Linked DNA regions of Homo sapiens: region 1 is linked to region 2. A link is an interaction called in ENCODE POLR2A ChIA-PET data of the cell type or tissue named here. Cell type or tissue: OCI-LY7. All regions are shown on one strand. Links, peaks and the distances in the headings refer to the core of each region. The heading gives the core; the rest is flanking DNA.

Region 1 (5,700 bases), core at 483-5,482, 180 kb after region 2:
GTGGGGAAAGAACCCCATCCTCACTTGTGGGCTAGACGACCTGGGAGTCCACAGACACTGAAGACACATCATTCTTCCTATTCATTTCAACCTTCCCTCGACAGATCTTCCTGGGACCAGGTCTTCAGGACAGTGTGAGCTAGGGTGAGCTCCTGAGCTGGTCTTGGGGGAAGTCAGGGTGGGCTTTCTGGGGAAGGTGAATCTAGGCTGACAGCAGGAGGCATTGATGAGATCTCTCTCCTTTTCAGTTTATTGAAGTGCTCTGGGCTGATGTCATTACATTTGTAACTTCCATGCCCCCCAAAAATGTTTTGAAGACATTCATTTTATCAAAATACAACATACATGCAGAAAAATGCCCACATTTTAACTTACGGCTTGAAGTGAAGTTACCCATGCAACACCCACCCACATCAAGAAGTAGAACATTCCCAGCACCCCCAGAAGCCTTCTTGAGGCCCTCCCTGCTCTTCCTGCCCCAACCAAGGTAACCACTCTTCTGAATTCTGTCACTGGAGTTTAATCTGTCTATTGTTCATCATTTCAGTAAACTTATCAAAGTACATGCTTAGAAGTCTGGCTGGGAGGGCCGGGCACGGTGGCTTACCCCTGTAATCCCGGCACTTTGGGAGGCCAAGGCGAGCAGATCACCTGAGGTCAGGAGTTCAAGACCAGCCTGACCAATATGATGAAACCCTGTCTCTACTAAAAATACAAAAATTAGCCAGGCGTGGTGGCATGTGCCTATAATCTCAGCTACTTGGGAGGCTGAGACAGGAGAATCACTTGAACCCAGGAGGTGGAGGGTGCATTGAGCGGAGATCACGCCATTGCACTCCAGCCTGGGCAACAGAGCAAGACTCCATCTCAAAATAAATACATACGTACATACAAACAAAAATTAGCTGGATGTGGTGGTGCACACCTGTAATCCCAGCTACTTGGGAGGCTGAGGCAGGAGAATCGCCTGAACCTGGGAAGTGGAGGTTGTAATGAGCCAAGATTGCACCACTGCACTCCAGCCTGGGTGACAGAGTGAGTGAGACTCCGTCTCAAGAAAAAAAAAAAAGATTACAATATGCATGTCAAAAAGTATACAAATCATAAATACACAGTTCAGTGACTCCACAGAGTAAACACACCCTTATAGCCAGCAGACAGATCAAAGTACAGAACCAAGACCCCAGAAACTTCTCTTGGGCCCTTTGCAATCACTAACCTGCCCCTTCCCCCAAGCCTTCCAGCCTTCCAAGGGTAACCACCATCCTAGTCACCTCAGATGCTTTGCCTCTGTTTAAACTATATTAATATAAGGAGAGTCTTGCAGTATACACTGTTTTGTGTCTGACTTATTTTGCTCAATATCATGTGTAAGAATCATTATGTTGTTATGTAGAATTATAGATTGTTCGTTCTCATATTTATAGTGTTCCATTGTATGACTAGATTATTGCAGATGAACTTTTTAGTTGTTTTCTGGCTTTGGTTATTATGAAGGGTGCTGCTGTGAACCTCCTTGTACACACATCTTTCAGGAAACGTGACTGCATTTTTAGGAATGGCATCGCTGGGTCAGAGGTTGTGCGTATTTCCAAATTGTTGGCCATTCTCCACTCCATCAGCAGTGAACAAGACTTCTAGTTCTACATCCTTACCGAACACATATAATGTCAATTTTTTTAAGCCCTTCTAGTGTATCTCATTGTAGTTTTCATTTGTACTTCCCAGGTGATTAATGAGATTGAGCACCTCTTCTTACATTTATTGGCAATTTGGATAGTCTGTTTCGTTACATTCAATTCAAGTCTTACCTCTTTTTCATTTGGACTATCTGTCGTCTCATTGATTAGAGGAATTCTTTATTCTGGAGATTACCCCTTTATTGGATATATGCTTTTCAGATACCTTCTCCCACTCTGGGGCTTGCCTGTTCTGTCTTAATGGTGTCTAGTGAGAGCACAAGCTCTTAATTTCAGTGAAATCCAGATTATTAGTCTTTTCCTTTACAGTTAGACATTTTAAGTCCTGTTCAATAAATCTTTGTCCTACCTCAAAGTCATGAAGATATTCTCCTATGTTGTCTGCTAGACGCTTTATTTTTTACTCTTTACACATATGTACCTAATCCACCTGGAATTAATTTTTATAAGAGTTGGAGGTAGGAGTGCAAGATCTGTTTTTCTCCATAAGGATATCTACCTGACGCAGAACCTGTTATTTTAAAAACTATCCTTCCCCTGCTGCACCAAGTGGCACCTTTTTTTCATAAATCAAGGATCCGTGTACCGTGGGTCTGCCTCCAGATCTAGTCTGTTCCACTGCACCATCACCACCCAACCCTAACGGCTGAGTTTTCTCTTACGTCTTGATGTCTGGAAGTGTTGGTCTTCCAGATTTAGTGACTAACGATGAATCTTGGGTGTTTCTTTGTAGCCTCTTCATTCTACAGAGGTACTTGATGCTGCTGATGGACATTTGGGTTGTTTCCAGTATTTGCCGTTATAAACAGTGCTTTAGGGAACATTTTTGTCCATTGTCTTCATGCACCTCCATAAGAGTTTCCTCAGACCAAATCTGTAGAGATGGTGATGCTGTGTCAAAGGATATAAATATTTGAAACTTAATAGTATTACCAAATTTGCATATTCAGTAAGATGGAAAAAGGAGAACTGTCATCTTTAAAGTAACTGCTCTTCTCTGTTTACTTCTCTTGAGAGAGGATAAAGAGACTCAGACAGTACTTTCTTATAAAGGAAGAAGCTTTGAATTTGGTGAGATATATTTAGCTACAAATGAGCCAGTTGTTGGGGGCAAGTGGAGGGCTGGCCTCTGTGAAAATGGTTTAGACTAGAGGTTCCCAAACTTGCTCAACTCATGACTCAAGATTCCCAAACATTCTCTACTCACTATGTCTCAGTAAATTTTTCATGGCATCCCTTAGCCAAAAGAAATACCTAACGGTTCTGGTTTTCGTTTTTTGAAACAGTGTCTTGCTCTGTTGCCCAGGCTGGAGTGCAGTGGTGCAATCACGGCACACTCTAGCCTCAACCTCTCTGGGCTCAAGTGATCATCCCACCTCACCCTCCCGAGTAGCTGGGACTGCAGGTATACACCACCACACCGAGCTTATTTTTGTATTTTTTGTAAAGTCAGGGTTTTGCTATGTTGCTCAGGCTGGTCTCGAACTCCTGGGCTTAAGCGATCTGCCCACCTCAGCCTCTCAAAGTGCTGGGATTATAGGCATGCACCACCGCGCCTGGCCTCTGTTAAGTAGTTAAGTTTGAACATCCTAATAGGTATTTAAATTGTCTTAACAGCTTAGTGGTCATTTGAAAAAATCATATGTCAAGTTGAAAGAAGAAATAATATTTTTTGCTAGGAGTGGTAGCACACACCTGTGGTCCCAGCTCCTCAGGAGACTGAGGTAGGAGAATCTCCTGAAACCACGAGTTTGAGGCTGCAGTTAGCTATGGTCACACCTGTGAATAGAGCCACTCCACTCCAGCCTGGACAACATAGTGAGACCATGTCTCTATTAAAAAAAAAAAAAAAGAGGTTGGGCACGGTGGCTCATACCTGTAATCCCAGCACTTAAGGAGGCTGAGGCGGGTGGATCACCTAAGGTCAGGAGTTTGAGACCAGCCTGGCCAACATGATGAAACTCCGTGTCTACTAAAAATACAAAAATTAGCCAGGGATCGTAGCACGCACCTGTAATCCCAGCTACTCGGAAGGCTGAGACAGAATCACTTGAACCCAGGAGTCAGAGGTTGCCGTGAGCCGAGATTGTGCCACTGCACTCTGGGTGACAGAGCAAGACTCTGTCTCAAAAGAAAGAAAGAGAGAGAATATTTTGGATTCTTAATAATTTCTTAGAAATCATGGTTATTAAGAATCCAAAATATTCTTTTATTTATTTATTTATTTTTTGAGATACAGCCTCACTCTGTTGCCCAGGCTGGAGTGGAATGGCTCTTCACAAGCATGGTGTCACTGTTTCTTACCAATACATGAACCTGTCAAGCACTGCACACCTCAAGCTTTGGAATCAGACTAGCAACCATCACTCTCTCTCTTTTCCACATTGATTTTCACACAGTACTATGACAGATATCACATCTCCAAAGGAAGCTAGTGTGGTCTCAATGCTGAGGCTGCATGCTCTCCCCATCTAGTCACTTACAGTGCCCAGCTGATGTTGAGCATCACTGTTTTCCTCGAAAGTTTAAAATAGCCAGTGGCTCCCTTGATCACTTGCTGTGGCACCTCAGACTGCCTTGGCACACGATTTGAGAGCCATGGGGTTAGACCGATGTTAGGGGACACAACCTGGGGTTGGGACTGGCCCAGGGATACTGAGTGGCTCTCAGGATCTAAACAGTTGTGGGGTTCTTGCCACAGCCTCTTTCACATCAGGCAATTAGCAGATGAGTTACAGGGGGAGGCTCCTAGGCCCCAGTTGGGGAAGATTCTGGTGTCTATAAAATTTAGGAAAACTTAAAAAAAAATTTTTTTTTTTTTGGCTTGGGATTACAAGCCAAGCCACCAGCGTGGCCAAGATGGTGAAACCCTGTCTCTACTAAAAATATAAAAATTAGCTGGGTGCGGTGGCGGGTGCCTATAATCCCAGCTACTTGGGAGGCTGAGGCAGGAGAATTGCTAGAACCCAGGAGGCGGAGGTTGCAGTGAGCCAAGATCACACCACTGCACTCCAGCCTGGGTGACAGAGCAAGACTCTGTCTTTAAAAAAAAAAAGAAAAGAAAAGAATTAAGCTTAAAATACATTTTTACTTAGTGATTTCCACATTTGCCTTTCTGGTTCCTCTTGCCGTATGACCTGGACTAGGCTTTGCTTCTACTTGTAACATTTGGGCCCTCGTGAGGGACCAGTTGGTCCTCAGTTTCTCCTGGAGCAGCCACCAGGCTCCCTTGCTGATTGGACATGTGGAATTGGCTGTTCTTGGAAAGAGAGTTGGAGTCAACCGTTCAAATGTTCTGGGACCTCCGAAGCCCAGGAATCACGCCACCACCCCCCAATCTCCCTCCCTGCTCAGCTCCTCAACTGCTATTCTCCCACCATTGCAGTTATCAGCTCAGATTCAGTGAGTGCTTTGTGGAAGGTTGGCAGAGGGTCGCGAGGGTCCTCTACATTTGTTCTCCAGTATCCAGTATCAACACTGGTTACCAAAGAGGAAGGACGGACTATTGGTGCCCCTGGTCCCAGTGATTAGAAATGTAAGTGAAACACCCCACCTCATCTCATAAGCTGCTTTGAGATTATGAGTATGTGTCTATAGAACAGGTTGTTTTCTCTCAGACTCAGGCAGTGTCTCCAGGTTCCCCCTGGAGAGAGATAGTCTTCTCTGTCTGTGTCCTCGAGTGGCACTCTGACAGTGCTATTTCTGACCCTGGCATTCAAGTCTTCTGAAGCCGTTACATTCGCTGATGGCTACTTAGAGCCCAGTAAAGGTCAGAACCATCAGACTGAACCAGACCATGAAACAGCGCTGCTCCTGTGGGGGCGAGGGCTGGGGTGTGGAAGCGATGTCTGCGGGCCTCGGCCTGGCAGCCCCGCCCCTGGGCTCCCTGGGCTTTCTATCTTATGCTTCTCCCTCCCTCCTGTCTTCTGTCCTCAGTTCCTCACTCACCCTGGCCTGTTTCGGGGAGTGGTTATGGGTTGGAAGTCATGGGTGTTAGTGT
Region 2 (5,700 bases), core at 218-5,217:
TTAGCAGAGCCCAAAGTTGCAGGATAGGATATGTTGTGGGCTAAATTTATATGTACCCCCCACCCCCGGCAAATTTATATGTGGAAGCCCTAACTCTCAGAACCTCTGAATGTGAGTGTCTTTGGGGATAGGGCCTTTAAAAAGTTGATTAAGCTAAAATGAGGCAATTAGGATGGACCCTAATCCAATCTGACTAGTATCCTTATAAGAAGAGCAAATTTGAACACACACACAGAGACACCAGGGGTGTGTGTGCACCAAGCAAAGACCATGTGAGGGCAAGTGAGAAGGTAGCCGTCTGCAAGCCAGGAAGAGAGGCCTCAGAAGAAACCAAATCTGCTGACACTTTGATCTTGGGCTTTCAACCTCAAGAACTGTGAGAAAATTTCTGTTGTTTAAGCCATCCAGTCTGTGGTATTTTATTATGGAAGCCCTAGTGAGCTATTATAGGATACAAAAATTCTGCAAGTGGGTTAGTAAGTGTAATAGGGAAATGACTCCCACTTTACCCCTTGATTCTCTGACCCATGTATTCTACTGTGGGTAAGACAGCACCGAATGTTGATCACCGCATCAAAATATATACCACATGGAAGATAGAACCCTATCCTTTCAGAGTGGTGTCTTTCAGATGGTGGAATAACTGAGTCTTCAGAGGCCATTCCACATTCTTTTAGGTCAGGTGGTTCCAGCTGATAGAGTATGGGATAAGGGCAGTGAATTTTATGGGTGTGATCCCATTGCCTCACTTCTTTTGTGAAATGAGTTCCTTAATCCAAGTGATGTTGTGCAGAATACCATGATATTGAATAAGCCATTCTGTAAGCTTACAAATGTGTTTTTGGCAGAAGTATCATGGTTTGGGAAGGCAAGTCTGTATTCAGAATACATGTTTATTCCAGTGAGGACAAATCTCTGCCTCTCCATTTGCTGTTGGCAGGTTAGGCACTCAGTCATAGCAGTAATCAATTTAGCCTTGACAAGGGAAAGTCCGTGTTGTTGAGCCCAGCGCATAGCCTCCAGCTCTGCCACCATAGCCAACTTGTACATGGATCCATTGAATAAGCACTTGATGGTGAGGGAAACAGGTGGATTAGCATTCACAAAATGTGCCATTTTGACTACCTGGTTACTGAGAATCTCTTCTTTAATAGATGTTCTTTAGGGAGCATTCACACAAGAGACAAGTGTCTTCCCACTTTATGCTCCCTCTGAAAGGTCCATCTTCTTCTCCAGGCCTCATTGTCACCAGTATTTCTTTTTTTTTCTTTTTTTTTGAGACAATCTCACTCTGTTGCCCAGGCTGGAGTGCAGTGGCGCGATCTCGGCTCACTGCAAGCTCTGCCTCCTGGGTTCACGCCATTCTCCTGCCTCAGCCTCCCGAGTAGCTGGGACTATAGGCGCCCGCCATTGCGCCCGGCTAATTTTTTTGTATTTTTAGTAGAGACGATTTCACCGTGTTAGCCAGGATGGTCTCGATTTCTTGACCTCATGATCCGTTCTGACCCCCCGGGGGATTTTCCTTCATCATTTTCCTTCTAGGCCACCCTTGAGTGGGGCTACAATCCTGCAGCCATCCACTTCTGGTTGGTATCAGCATGGCTTGCAGAACCATCAGACCTCAGGAACTTCACCTAGGTGGAAAGCACTAGAGGAAGACTAAGGGTGAGGGGTGAAGGACTTGCTCCTTCCTCATGGTTCCTGTTTGCTTTCTTCCTGCTTCTTGTTTCTGTGCGTGTTCGCCTAGAATGCTTCTTGAACCTCCAGTGACAGAACCTTCCCACAGCAGCTGCTGAATTTAGTTTGCAGCTTTTCCAACCTTACCAAATCTCTCCTCAAAGCCACCAGCAGAAGTACCACAAATGATTGTAGAGAAGGGTGGGTTTGGAGCTAAGAGATAATGTTGTAATAATTGGCTATAGGAACTTGCCTATAATTCTTTTTTTTTAGTATATATAAAGGAGCAAACTGAGGAAAGAAATAGTAGAGATAATATAAAATAGCAGTTTTTGGCCAGGCACAGTGGCTCACACCTATAGTCCCTGGGAGGCCAAGGCGGGCGGATCACCTGAGGTTAGGAGTTCGAGACCAGCCTGGCCAACATGTAGAAGCCCCATCTCTACTAAAAGTATAAAAAATTAGCCAGGCGTGGGGGGCGGGTGCCTGTAATCCCAACTACTCGGGAGGCTGAGGCAGGAGAATCACTTGAACCCAGGAGGCAGAAGTTGCAGTGAGGCGAGATCATGCCAGTGCACTCCAGCCTGGGCAACAAGAGTAAAACTCCGGCTCAAAAAAAAAAAAGCATTGTGTTTTTTTTGTTTGTTTGTTTGTTTCTTTGATACGGAGTCTCGCTCTGTTGCCCAGGCTGGAGTGCAGTGGCGCGATCTTGGCTCACTGCAAGCTCCACCTCCTGGGTTCACGCCATTCTCCTGCCTCGGTCTCCCGAGTAGCTGGGACTACAGGCGCCCACCACCACGCCCGGCTAATTTTTTTGTATTTTTAGTAGAGATGGGGTTTCACCGTGTTAGCCAGGATGGTCTTGATCTCCTGACCTCGTGATCCACCCGCCTTGGCCTCCCAAAGTGCTGGGATTACAGGCGTGAGCCACTGCGCCCGGCTCAAAAGCAGTTTTCAAACCTGGCTTCACAATAGACTTACCTGGAGAACTTTAGAAATACACTAGAATTTTATATTTAGAAAAATATTTTAAAGTATAAAACATTTAAATATATTTAAGTATATTTAAATAGAAATAGATGTGTGTGTGTGTGTGTGTGTGTGTGTGTGGAGCAATATATATATATATTCACATTAAACAAAACAATATATTGGGCTTTTCCCTTAGACATTCAATTGGTCTGGGGTGGGACTTGGGTATTAGTTTTGTTTGTTTGTTTTTTTTTTTTTTTTAGAGATGGAGTCTCGCTCTGTTGCCCAGGCTGGAGTGCAGTGGCGTGATCTCGGCTCACTACAAACTCCACCTCCCAGATTCATGCCATTCTCCTGCCTCAGCCTCCTGAGTAGCTGGGACCACAGATGCCTGCCACCATACCTGGCTAATTTTTTTGTATTTTTAGCAGAGACGGGGTTTCACCGTGTTAGCCAGGATGGTCTCCATCTCCTGACCTCGTGATCCGCCCATCTCGGCCTCCCAAAGCGCTGGGATTACATGCGTGAGCCACCGCGCCCGGCTGGGCATTAGAATTTTTTTAAAGCTTCCTAGGTGAGTCTAATGTGCAGCCTGAGTTGAGAACCACTGATAATAAATCAAAGAAGGCCAGGCATGGTGACTCACACCTATTATCCCAGCACTTTGGGAGACAGGCAGGAGGACTGCTGAAGCCCAGGCATTTGAGATTACCCTGGGCAGTACAGACCCTGTCCCTACAAAAAAATTAAAAAATTAGCCAGGCATAGTGGCATGTACCTGTAGTCCCAGCTGCTTGAGAGCCTGAGTGGGAGGATTGCTTGAGCCCAGGAGTTCAAGGCTGCAGTGAGCTATGATCACACCACTGCACTTTAGCCTGGATGACCCTGTCTCTAAACAAAGCAAAAGCAAAATCAAAAGAAAAAAAAAAAAGAAGCCAGAACTCCTTTAGTTTAGATGTGCACACATAGTTGTTTTTTTGTTTTGTTTTGTTTTGTTTTTGAGACAGAGTTTTTGCTCTCGTTGCCCATGCTGGAGTGCAATGGCACGATCTTGGCTCACTACAACCTCCGCCTGCCGGGTTCAAGCAATTCTCCTGCCTCAACCTCCCGAGTAGCTGGGATTACAGGCCTGCACCTCCATGTCCGGCTAATTTTGTTTTTCTAATAGAGACGAGGTTTCTCCATGTTGGTCAGGCTGGTCTCAAATTCCTCACCTCAGGTGATCCGCCTGCCTCGGCCTCCCAAAGTGCTGGGATTACAGATGTGAGCCACTGTGCCTGGCCTGTGCACACATAGTTAAATGGAAGAAATAGAAAAGTATAATACCAATTAGCCCAGGCAAATCACTATCCTGCACTGATTGAGTAGAAGGGCCATGGAAGGTGGACTCTGGGTTGGGGGTGCCTCCTGGTTAGTAATACTGTTGTGTCTGTTCAGTCCTTATTCAGATCACAACGCAGCTGAAGCTGGAGCAGACTATCCGTTGCCTGCTGGATGAGTGCCACAAAGAGGTCAGAAAATAGCTATGGGTTCTTGAGTCTCTCAGAATCCTCAGATGTCAGAGCTGGGTCAACCCTTTGAACAAATGAGAGATTGAAGTCCAGGGAGGAAAAGGAGCTTTCCTGAGGTCACTGAGTTGGTGGCAGAGTCAGAGCTAAGGCCTGGGTCCACTGATCATGCTCCAGTGTTCTTTACAGCTTTCTTCTTTCCCCTTTCAATCTCCCAAATGTTACCTCCATGCAATGAAGTGCCATCTTTCTGGCATAATCATCCCATGGTTCATTTTCCGTGACTTCCTAATTATAATACAGATTTCCTTGATGAAGTTGTCAAGGAAATATGTTCTCTATGTCTTGTTTTGGTGGTTTTATTTAATTTTGAATTGTATACATTACTTAGTACTGAAGGTGTTTGGTTCTATCAGCTTACTTTGTACTGAAGGCGTTTGCTTCTATCTGAGGTAAGCATTGAGTGGATATGGTATGTTTAATCTGCTTTCTTCAGTGTAGTCAAAGAAATTAGTTAGCCAGGCACAATGGCTCACACCTGTAATCCCAGCACTTTGGGAGGCTGAGGTGGGTGGATCACTTGAGGTCAGGAGTTCGAGATCAGCCTGGCCATTATGGTGAAACCCCGTCTCTACTAAAAATACAAAAAAAAAAAAAAATTAGCTGGGCGTGGTGGTGCATGCAAGTAATCCCAGCTACTGGGGAGGCTGAGGCAGGGGAATTGCATGAACCCAGGAGGTGGAGTTTGCAGTGAGCTGAGATCGCACCACTGCACCCCAGCCTGGGTGACAAAGCAAGACTCCATCTAAAAAAAAAAAATATCAGTTAAAGAGCAGCTTTTGTGTTGTATTTAAGACTGAGGAATAATATCAGAATAACTTTTTATTTAATTTGCAGAAGGAAAACAAATGTTTATCTTGTTAAAACCATCAAGAACATTTCATTATAAATTATATTTCAATTATATCATAGTTATTTTACATATGATTAATATGTCAGATTGAATTTATAATTATATATATCAGTGCTTATGATTATGATGAGATGATGCCACTTAACATTTATTGAGCACTTTCTATGGGCTAGGGATTGTATGAGGTGGTTTATATGTAATATCTCATTCAGCCCTATCAACAACCCTATAAAGCTGTTACTATTATTATTTCCCACCAGAGTTAAGAATCTTGCCAAAAGTGGTATGACTAGCTAGTCAATAGAAAAGGTAAAATATGGACTATTGACTCTCCCTGTAAAGCATGAAGCATAGTGCCTGGTATACAGAGAATGTTCAGTAATAGGAGCTATAATAACTATGATAACAATAATTTTTTTTTTTTTTTTGAGACGGAGTCTTTCACTGTTTCCCAGGCTGGAGTGCAGTGGCGCAATCTTGGCTCACTGCAAGCTCCGCCTCCCGGGTTCACGCCATTCTCCTGCCTCAGCCTCCCGAGTAGCTGGGACTACAGGCGCCTCCCACCACACCCGGCTAATTTTTTGTACTTTTAGTAGAGACGGGGTTTCACTGTGTTAGCCAGGATGGTCT

The links. Peaks named below come from ENCODE experiments on the same cell type or tissue, not always from the same donor. Only the 100,000 strongest peaks of a DNase experiment are listed, where the experiment ranks them.
Region 1: POLR2A ChIA-PET joins it to region 2 with 9 read pairs; 5 of 35 experiments call an interaction of 5 or more read pairs at or near these places.

What each region holds. Positions count from the first base shown.
Region 1 is chr22:41,886,165-41,891,864 of GRCh38, forward strand. The region is part of intron 11 of SREBF2 (sterol regulatory element binding transcription factor 2); the gene reads left to right. Among named protein-coding and RNA genes, the nearest start is that of MIR33A, 12 kb to the right of the region's middle. In OCI-LY7, for the core only: no CTCF peak of the experiment used is centred there; no DNase peak of the experiment used is centred there; H3K27ac peaks cover 1,336 bases.
Region 2 is chr22:41,709,916-41,715,615 of GRCh38, forward strand. It overlaps MEI1 (meiotic double-stranded break formation protein 1), which reads left to right. Exons shown (of 31, transcript NM_152513.4): 4 at 4,087-4,160. Among named protein-coding and RNA genes, the nearest start is that of MEI1, 13 kb to the left of the region's middle. In OCI-LY7, for the core only: no CTCF peak of the experiment used is centred there; no DNase peak of the experiment used is centred there.